Regions from separate parts of the Mus musculus genome. Here region 1 is linked to region 2. A link is a contact called in ENCODE POLR2A ChIA-PET data. All regions are on one chromosome and are shown on one strand. Each heading gives the region's core, a stretch centred on a gene start or an enhancer-like site at or near the end of the contact. The rest is flanking DNA. Distances are from core to core; before and after follow the strand shown. Region 1 holds the start of Zfp598 (zinc finger protein 598). Region 2 overlaps Pkd1 (polycystin 1, transient receptor poteintial channel interacting).

Region 1 (4,965 bases), core at 856-3,355, 100 kb before region 2:
TTCAGGACATATTCAAAGGGTAATACAAGACTCAGTAAGGGACAAGGGTGAAGGCGCTAGGTTACAAGTGGAGGGAATCAGGATAAACGGTGAGGCTGAGCTGGACAGCTACCATCTCACCCCACTTCCCAAAGAGCTCCTGCTGCCCAGCATGGTGGTACAAGTCTAAGAGGACGCCCAGGCTTAGCCAGGGGCACAGAGTGTCAAACCACATCCCAGCCAGGGCAAGCTAACAGCTCATGTCAAAAGCCCCTGCCACAGAGCTCTTAGAGGTGTGAGGCTCAGGAAGACTGAGGGAGGGCAGACACTGGCTACAGCTGACATATGTATGTATGTTCACTCACTTCCTGAGTGAGACCCAGAGCCCAGGCCAGGACGACGTACATAAGGACCTACAAAATGTCTCCCTTCCTAGAAGGAAGCTACAGGTATGTGTGCTCAAAACCCGTGTCAGACCTTCCCATCAGCGTGTGCACGACTGGCCAGCAAAGCCCCAGCAAGACCCTGAGTAGGACACCAGCCAAAAGCTTCCAGAGATGTTTCTAAACCCCAGATCTCATCCAGTAGGGTAAGGCTCCTTCCACCACACTATGTCTGGGGTCTTCTAGTCCCTCTTCCCCAGTATGACATAGATGCTTAGGGAATGTTCCAGATTCCAGCTGAGTCTTTTGACATAAATATCAAGAAAGAAAAGCTGGGTGTGCTGGGTATGGTGGAGAATGACCTAGCCCTCAGGAGGTAGAGGCAGGTGGATCTGTGTGACTTCAAGGCCAGTCTGGTCTAGAGAATGAGTTCCAGGACTGCCAGAGCTACAGGCCCTGTCTCAAATACGGGATATGGTGGTGCACTGCCTTTAATCTCAGAAATCAGGAGGCAGATACTGGTTCTACATAACAAGTTCCAGGCCAGCCAGGACTACATAGTGAGACCCTATCTCAACGAGAAAGAAAAAGGTCAGAAAGAAAAGAAAAAAAAAAAAAAAAACTCAAAATTTTGGCATCATTTCTATCTCTGCATCACTTCTAAGAACAGGAAAGGGTGATTCCCTGGCAGAAGCCACTAGCCAAAACCTTCCACGAACCAACCAAGGTAATTTCACAATTCTGGAAGCAAACAGATCTCTACGGGCAGCAAACCAAGGGAGGTTCAGCTGGATACTCCCCATCAAAGGCTGGCATTGCTGGAGTCCTCTGACCCCCTTCGGGATTTCCAAGTCTAGACAGCCAGAAACATCCTCTTCCCACCACTCTGGAAGGAAGCCTCAAAGCTAGAACTAGTAACGAGGAGGAAAACTTCCTAAAATTGTGGACCACCAAGCACCTAGGAATCAGGTCCTGGTATCACCTCCACTCTACAAATGGAAACGCTGTCTCAGGAGCTAAGGATCACCGGTGGGGCCCAGAAGCCCAACTAGTCTGGAAATGTCCAGTTTAACCCTTTTTTTCCAGAGCAGTCAGCTTCCAGAATAGACAGTGTCTGGAGGTTCCCCCTGGCTGTCTGCTCCTCCTCAGTGACGATCCCGAAAAAATTAAGATTCACAGACAGGAGGGCTCTCGACCTGACCTTGCCCTTCCCGCAGCCAGGTCATAGGGAAAAGTCCCCAGGCTTAGAGTTCCCACAGACATCGCTCCTCCTTCCCCAGCCCGGCCGCCTCTGGCTTCTCCCAGCCCCAGGAGGCCCGGTGATCGCATGGCGCCCCGACCGACCACCCGGCCTCCGGAGGGAGCGGGTGAGGCCAGGCCGCGGCCGGACACCGAGCAGGCAAAGCCATCAGGAGTCCGCCCTCCCCGCGCCCCGTCGCGCGCCCCGCTGGCGCACCTGGCGCAGCTCCTCGCGGCACACGGCGCAGTAGCGCTGCTCGCACAGCACCCGCATCTTGGTAGAGCACCGGTAGCACACCGGGTGATCGCAGCGGCCCAGCGCCGTAGCCTCCAGGTCACCGCAGCACAGCACGCAGCTCCCGCCGCCCCGCTCCGGCGCTGCCACCGCCTCCAGAGCCGCGCGCCGCCCCTCGGCGCCCGCCGCCGCCGCCATGGCCGGGCTCCGGCCCCCTCCTGGCCGGCGCGGCACAGCGCGGCCTGGCTCCCGGCGGACCCGCCCCTTCCGTCGACGTCACTGCCCTCAGGCAACCGCCCGCCTGGCGGAAGTGCGCACTGCGACTTCCGCCCGGGCCTGGTGTTGTACAGAGCTGCCATTCGCTCATGACTGCTGCTCAAGCCTTTCCAGTCATTTAAATGCGGAGTCTCTCCGCCTTCGCCGACGCAAGCTCTGGAAACGCCGGAGGAGCTACAGGGTTTCCAGCATCATTTCCGATAAAACACGAACTGTGGTTTGTTTTTCGAGACAGGGTTTCTCTGTGTAGCCCTGGCTGTCCTGGAACTCACTCTGTACACCAGGCTGGCCTCGAACTCAGAAATTCGCCTGCCTCTGCCTCCCAAGTGCTGGGATTAAAGGCATGCGCCACTATGCCCGGCTCGATCAGTCTTAAGCTAAGTATCACACAAACATTACTTGGACGTAGTATGTAGTATGTTTGTATCTTAAATGCAAATTTCACTGGATGTCCTGGGAACATAGCTTAGTGGCAGAGACTTGCCTACCGTGCCTAGGTTCCATTCCCAGCACAAAATACATACATAAGTAATTCAGCTAGTAATGACTGAATCCGACAAATTTTTAGGAACCTTTCTATAGCCCTGCACCTCTCTTGTGTTTGGAACATAAGCCTCTGACATCAGGACATCCAGACATTCTCACCCAATCCCACTAGAGAAGGGACCTCGTGTTTTCTTGGTTGTAAGACAGACACATCCAGCCAGACATAGTATGTAGGAAAGGGAAGCACCCAGAGGTGCTTGAGTGGATAGTAGTGAACCGGAGGCTTCAAGTCTGCAGCTGTTGGGCGGTCTCCGGATTTCTGATGAAGCGAGATGGGTCCAAATCTGAACCCTTTCTAGAAAGAGTCAGTATATTGTGTGTGTGACCCCAGAGTGCCTATGGCTAGCTAGAATCAGAAATGACTTAAACCCCTAATCCTGGTACCTAGACTTACATGCTTCTGAACTAGGTTGCCCCACTGAAGCCTATAACCTCATTTGTAAAACTGGGGTCGCCATACCAACTATGTAAAGCAGACCGGGCTACATTTGCCATCTTCGGACAGATAGGGGGATTTACCTTTCTTAGGCAACTGGGCAGGGCTAAGTATTGTTAAAATGACAGGGTGTGGTCACATACCTTTCATCCTAGCACTCACAGGCATAGACTTTGTAAGTTTTGAAGTCAGCCTGGTCAACATAGTTTCAGGCCAGCCATGGCTACGTAGAAGTGAGACACTGTCTCAAAAAAAAAAAAATCTGTTAAAATGGAGGACTGGAGAGATGGCTCAACAATTAAGAGCACTAGCTTTTCTTGCAGAAGTCCTAGGTTCAATTCCCAGCACCACATGAAGGCTCACAACCAGTTCCAGGAGGTTTAATATCTTCTGGTCTCTGAGGGCACCAGGCACACACGTGGTACACAGGCAGGAAAGCAAAACACGTCCATAGAAAATAAAAATAAATTTTAAAAAATGAAAACATTTCTGTTAAGATGACAATTGAATGTTAATGATAAGCTCGTTAGATGCTGATGGCAAGTACTTTATTGTCCCAGTTTGTGCAAATAAGTACAGGCTGAGGGATGGTGAATGTGGCTTCCTAATTGACAGCTTTTGGCCTCACCCTTTGCTGCCCTGGCTTTTTTTTTAGTCAGCCAGCCAGCCAGACTACCCATCTGCCACCATTCTGAACACTCCTTAGACACCTGAGAAAACAACGCAGTGAACAGAGTTGATTATCCCTCTCCTAAAGGCACAGCCTCAATCAGAGAGCTGTTTGAAACAGTTCACACCAGACTTTTTTTTTCTTTTTTTTCCGAGACAGGGTTTCTCTGTGTAGCTCTGGCTGTCCTGGAACTCACTCTGTAGACCAGGCTGGCCTCAAACTCAGAAATCCCCTTGCCTCTGCTTCCCAAGTGCTGGGATGGATTAAAGGTGTGAGCCACCACTGCCCGGCTACACCAGACATTTTTAAACCTACACACCTGGAACTCTAGATGACCCTGTAGTCATCTCAGGCTAGAAAGGAGGACTATTTCCCATGATTGGCCAGCAGAGGGCCTACTGTGACTGAGGAGACAAGGCTGTGATTGGCATAAACATTCTCTAGCCAGGTAAGCAGACTGGCTGTTCCAGCTCAGGCCGTGAGTCACGCGAAAGCTCTCCTCTCCTACCTCTTGTGTTGCCGGTTTAGATTTAGTAAAAGGCATCTCTACAGGGGTTTTTCTTGCCTGTTTTTTTTTTTTTTTGGGGGGGGGGGTTCGAGACAGGTTTTCTCTGTATAGCCCTGGCTGTCCTGGAGTTCACTTTGTAGACCAGGCTGGCCTCGAACTCAGAAATCCGCCTGCCTCTGCCTCTGCCTCCCGAGTGCTGGGATTAAAGGCGTGCGCCACCACGCCCAGCTCTTCTTGCCTGTTTTTAATAGAGCTGACTGAATTGGTAGCATGAGAAAGAGCAGATGAGTAGCTGTGGTACTGTGACAGCACAGCTGCCCAGCACATTGGGAAATGCACAGTCATGCAGTCCATGGTTTGACAGGTCAGAGGGGAACTGCATGCAAACATTTTGCTTCACAGATTCATAAAGAGCCTGTAGGATAAAAGACAAATGGATGCAGACAGTGGTGACAGGCACATCTCTTCTGAGTCGGAGGCCAGCCTGATCTACAGAGAGAATTCCAGGACAACCAGGGCTACACAGAGAAACCCTGTGTCTCAAAAAACAAAACGAAACAAAACCAGAAAGACAAATGACCCAGGCTTGATCTACACGAGCTCTTGGACACCCAGGGCCATGTAGAGAGATCTGGGTAAAAACAAAATGTACCAAAAAAAAAAAAAACAAACAAACAGACAGACAAACAAACA
Region 2 (5,665 bases), core at 225-2,724:
CTTGGGGGCCGGCTCAGTCCTGTTGTCAGGCTCACTGCTGCCTTCTGGGACCGCTGCTGGGAAAGGAAGGATGTCATGAGCCTGATTCACTAACAAGCTACTATCAGGGATGCTCCACTTACCCATTATAAAACCAAACCTTGATAAGCAGTTCCCCAGTCTCCACCATCACTCCCCTGCCTCTAGATCATCCCCAATCAGGTACCACCCGATCTAGCTTTGGGACAAGGGAACAGGAGTTGGCAACTCTGCCATCATTCTACCTTGAGGCTGGAATCGAAGGCATGAGAAAATTCAGACAACCCACTAAGCCTCCACTTCATTTCCCTTTCAGAGCCCCACCTGCTCCTCCTGAGGGCCGGTACACCTGCAGCCGCATCTGGGCAGGCTCTTCAAGCTTCTGGGTAGAAAACTCTGCTGCAGTGAGAAAGGCTTCCCGGCTAGGGCTCAGGCCAGGGAACACCATGACCTGGAGGAGATGAGACAGCCTCAGCTCAAAACATCTACCCCTGGCAGTGTAAGGATAGCCCTCTCAAGGTTAAACCTCATTTCATGTCACTTGGGAAGAAAAACCAAATCAAAGTCAGCTGTGAACAACAGGATGCCTGAAGCAGGAAGATCATGAGTTCAAGGCTTGCTTAGGCTATACAACAAGACTTTGTGTGAAAAAAATAAAAATTTATCTGAGCAAAGGTTCAGGAGAAGCAGAATTTTTCAGATAACAGAACTAGATGCTTTTCATTTCTTCACTCTTAAATATTTTTCTAACTGTCACACTGGGCACACTAACAATTTTAACAACTTCTAACAAAACCTACTTGAGGGGTTTTGTTTTGTTTTTTTAGGGTTAAGGTGCTAGGAACTGAACCCAGATACTGAACCCTATCCCCAGCTCCCACTTTGATTATTAGCAACAGAGCAGTAAAGTAATGTTGCAAAGGGTTCTAGAACACAGAAAGGCTGGCCTACCTCCACAGGTCGCAGCGGGCCCTGGACAGTTTCCTGCTGTGCCAATGGATGCAGAGGTCCAGACAGGCCTCCACCAGACATTCCCATGACAAAGTTCTCAGTATCCCACACAGGCCCTAGGGGTGGTAAGTATGCAATGAGGTACCAGAGCCAGGCAGAGGTGACACTGGGGAAACATTCAAGTTGGAGCTGGACTTAGGACTAAGCCACCTAGCAAAACCATCTGGCCCCCTCTCATCTTGTTTCCTCTGTCCTTATTTTTTCTGGTTTTGTCCCAACCCAGACACAAGAGCAAACATTCATGGTCAGTACTGAGCTTAGAAGACAAGCACAGAGAAGGATGGCTTCTGCCACACAGCAGTCCATACCTCCAGGCCGCAGCTCGCAGACATAACTATGTGGTGCTGAACACAGGTCTGTGTTGCATTGCCCAGCAGGCCCCAACCGCACACAATGCTCTGCTGTGGCTGGGTGTGGCTCCCCAGGCAGCCAGTTCTGGCAGCTTTCCAGGCTGAAGGCCTCACCCCGGGGATCCAGGCCTTCTGTCCCCTCCACAGATGAGAAGCCGATCCACACATCCAGGCTCCTATGGCCAGATTCAAGGGACGGCCAAGCCATCAGGGGGCAGCTCTGCTTGACCTCTGAGGACATACTCTTCATAATACCCTGGTAAATGGGCCATATCAGCCTCATTTTTCAAGTGTTAAAACAGCCTCAGAAACATTACCCAACATGGACCACAAACCCAGGCTCATAGTCACATTCATCCAGAATCATGTCTATGGGACCAGCTCTTCTTGGGGACCCATCTCAGATTTGGCCAAGGATCATGGGCCACCACCACACCTGAAGGGAAACTCTGAGGGCTGCAGAAGAGGACCAAGACTGCATCTATGCATGCTGCATGATAGTACTATCAACACTGGAAGGCCCCTCCAGAGGCAAAATCTAGAGGTTCACGGCCAAACGTAGGCACAGGTACATACCCAGGAACATATATGCACAAAGGTACATGCTTGGGTGTGGGCACAAACCTAGACACACACCCTGGGAGGGAGACATAATGGAGCCCTGGTTCCATGTAGGGCACTATTACCCATCAACTGGATGATTCTGGAGCAAGCAGGTCTTAACCACTCTGGACCTCTATTTCCCCTTTCCAACCACACAGGCAAAGTAAAGAATGTGATTAACCACTCACAAGACAGGTATTCCAATTCCACCCAGGGAGCAATCACCCAAGAGAGTTGGAGTATACCCTTACAACCCACCCAGACACAGGACTGTAGGGCCCAAGAATATGTTCCCACAAGCCTGCGCAGGGCATAGGAGCCTGAAAGGCTTTCCACAGATGGGATAGCATGTGGCATTGGGAAGGGAGGTACTCAGGGGATGGGGTGGGGGGTGAGCACAGCGGTAGGAAGAGGAGAAAATACAATCAACAGTGACCAAGAACTAGTCCTGTCAGCAGGACCCAGGGCCCTCCCCTACAGAGACAGGAAAGTCTGGGGGCCAGGACCCAGTTCTACCTTTGACACTTCCCAGAAACGGTTAGAGAAGCTGCCCCTACCTACATCTGCCTTTACATACACAGAGCTGGCAGCAAAGGCCACCTGTGGGGCTGTACACAAAGGCCCAGCTGCCCAGCTTTCCTCCTGAGCCTCTACAGGCTTAAGGGCTTTGGCCACACCCAGAATTCTGAGCAACCCCCACCCATTTTGCCCTTTCCAGCATAGGTGTACCTGGTAACCTTGGAGACTAGGAAGTGCTGGATGGCAGGACTGTCCACCATAGCCAAGGCAGCTCCAGCCCAAGTCCGACATTGCTCCTGTGCTTGCAGCCAGGGTGCCTTCTCTGCCACCAGGCGGTAGCAGTGCCCATTGCCAGGGAAGATCTCTGTGTCCAAGGGGCAGAGTGGGTGGACCACTAGGTATGGTAAGCAATGAACAAGACATCAGGGTATGCATGAGGCTGGGTGCCAGGCTCTGCCCTACCACCCAGGTTACAAGAGGAAGCAGGAGGGTAGGCACCTTGGGCAGGCTCTTTATCCAAAGCCAGGATGCTATAGGTGACCTCAAGGGCTGAGCCTCCACGATGCCGTATGCCAAGTTCAAGGCTCTCGTTACTGTGCACAAAGGATGGGCACACAAGCTCCAGGACAGTAGGTGTTGCTTCTACTTGCACCTCTGTCTCCAGCAGAGCTGAGCCAGCCCCCAAGGCCAGCACAACTGTCATGTGATAGCTCCCAGGTAGCACATAGAAGTGGGTGGCAGCAGGGCTAGCCATGTCCACCTCAGGTGAGCCATCTCCAAAGTTCCAGCGTGTTGAGCTAATGGGCAGGGAGGAAGTAATATGGAAGTCTGCTGGCTGGCCAGAGGCCAGGGGTCCATGGGGCCCCACCAGGGTAGCCCCTGGGGAGGCGGGAAAGGTGTGCTGGAGCAAGGTGGGGCCCCCACAGGCAGAGTTGAGGGACAGTGAGATGCTGGAACACCAGGATGAGCAGGCTGCAGAAGAGTTAGAGGCCTGGCCTGCCCCACAGAGGCATTGATTCTGCTCCGAGAGGGCTGCAAGGCCCTCACCAGCTGAGAAGCAGAAGGCACTGCAGGCCTCAGTCTCCAGTGGTCCCTCATGGGCAAAGTAGAAGGGTACTGCTGCCACAGCACCTGAGCTGTTGTCAGGGAGGCAGGCGACATATTCCTCACCTGGGAACAGAGAGAGACAGTGGTCTCAGGAACTTACTTTCTTCTGGCTGCATCGTGTTCCCTTACCAACCCTCTTTAAAATCCATGTCAGAGCTGCCACCCCCAAAGATGCCTTCTAGACCCTATCTGGCCACTATCTTCCCATGTATGCCTTTCCCTGGGCCTCATCTGTAACCAAGTCTGTGGCTCCACTCTCCCTGGGTACTGCCCAATAAGAAAAAATGTCATCCCTGTCCTATAGCCCCACACCCACTGCACTCACCACAGGCATTGTCCAATAAGGGGATACTGAGGAGAGGTTGGCCGGCCAGTGGAATGGGCCCCCTGCACGTGGTTGCCTCAGACTGTACCACATGCACCTGATGTTCCTTTGCCCAGCGTGGCAGCCACGCCAGACCACAGTTGCACTCAAATGGGTTCCCACTCAGGTTTCTGCAGGGGAGGGGCAGGTGTGGGGCACCAGGCCAGCAGGGGTGCAGTTCAGCTTCCCACTACCCACAGCTCTCAAAACTGGGAGGGGCTAGGGAACAGGGCAAGATGACAGAGGAGGTGATGGGGACAGGAGTCCAATCACTGAGACCCACTAAAAACAAAGAAACTTACATTTCACTTAAATTAAATAAATTAGCAAACACGCCTTCTTCTAATGTAGAAATCCTATTGTTGCTTAAGTCCCTGCAAGAAAGAAAGATGGGGCAAGGTGTAACCTTCTGATGACAGGTAGCTCTTTCTGCTTGCCCTGAGTAACCTTTAGTGTGACGGGCATGTCATGAGGAAGGGGATACTCACAGCTCCACCAGTGCTGAAAGGTTCACCAGGAGCCCTATGTCCAGCGTCTGAAGTAGGTTGTGGGACAGGTCTCTGAGGAGTAAGTGATAGTCAGGAGACGAGCTCTGGGCTAGTTGAGGGCATATCTGGTTCTCACCAGGAGATTCCCAGCATTCTCGACCCACAAGCCCCACCCCTATTCTCAGTCCCCAAGAGGGCTTTTCTTGCTGGTCTGTGTAGGTCTGTGTACTGGGGCACAGCCTGGCCAGCAGCAGCAAAAGTTCTCGTGGGAGCTCAGAATGACCAAGGTGTTACAGATCTCTAAGGGAAAGTAGAGCAAGGCAGGCTGCTCTTCCGTGACCTCTGCTGATGCCCTTCAGTGGCAGGCACTGAGACACAGCGGGCAGCTAGGGGCCAAGGTCAGGGCCACCAAGCAGGAAGTGGTTGTGGTCAAATTCACACACATTTTCTCATGAAAGATGTGAGAAATAAGTAATCTGGGGAAACTGCAGTAGAAGAGCCAAGGACCTCAGAATCTGCAAGCAACTCAGTCCTGTACCGAGGACCATTACAGTAGCCACACAAAATAACTGACCCGAGCACCTTCTCTGTGACCTCCACAGCCCTCCTCCAAAAGAAGAACCTTGGGCTACCTCCAATACAATAGAAGGGTCCCATACAAGCAAGGACCGGCTCCTTATACTTTTTTACGTAAGATTCAGGGTTTACCAGGGCTGGAGAAACCAGCTGCTAGTAGAGGATCCTCAAATGTTCACAAGATGCCATAGGGGCACTAAGATGAGCTGTCTAAGGAAGAGTCCTGCTGGATAACCCCGCACCACAGTGCTGGTGATGACACACAGCAAATTTCTCCAAATAAACCATCACAAACCCTTCATTCAGGATGTGGAGATGGCTCAGCATTCTGAAAGCACTTGCCTCAGAAGCAAGAGGACTGAAGTTTACATCTCCAGAACCCTCATAAATTCTGGCTGGTGAGACTAGCCATACTGACGAGCTCTGGGTTTGATTAGAGACCTTGCCTCAAAGAAAGATGGAAGAATGACCAAGGAAGATTCCCAACATCAACCTCAGGATTTCCTACATCCATCTGTATACACATGCAAACATACACAAGCATACCACCTACGCATAAAAATGGGGAGGAAAGGCACCCCAGACTTCAAAAAAGATGCTATGAAGGTTTGTCTAGAAGTACTGTTGAG

Evidence for each region. ChIA-PET counts read pairs that join two places held with the same protein, here RNA polymerase II (POLR2A).
Region 1: POLR2A ChIA-PET joins it to region 2 with 12 read pairs in embryonic stem cell. The contact joins the promoter of Zfp598 here to the enhancer-like site in region 2. POLR2A ChIA-PET finds 5 or more read pairs at or near these places in 3 of 5 experiments (Patski and embryonic stem cell).

What each region holds. Positions count from the first base shown.
Region 1 is chr17:24,666,827-24,671,791 of GRCm38, reverse strand. Zfp598 (zinc finger protein 598) reads right to left here and starts at 2,105. Exons shown (of 12, transcript NM_183149.2): 1 at 1,819-2,105. The coding sequence starts at 2,034.
Region 2 is chr17:24,563,017-24,568,681 of GRCm38, reverse strand. It overlaps Pkd1 (polycystin 1, transient receptor poteintial channel interacting), which reads right to left. Exons shown (of 46, transcript NM_013630.2): 2 at 4,461-4,532; 3 at 4,275-4,346; 4 at 3,934-4,103; 5 at 3,000-3,671; 6 at 2,712-2,895; 7 at 1,338-1,555; 8 at 970-1,085; 9 at 343-469; 10 at 1-56. LOC115488769 (a long non-coding RNA gene) reads right to left here. Exons shown (of 2, transcript XR_003952238.1): 2 at 5,143-5,665. Among named protein-coding and RNA genes, the nearest start is that of Pkd1, 16 kb to the right of the region's middle. Within about 2 kb of position 1,474, at least 1 of the 3 ENCODE cell types and tissues checked has a DNase peak (open chromatin) inside an H3K27ac peak, as active enhancers do.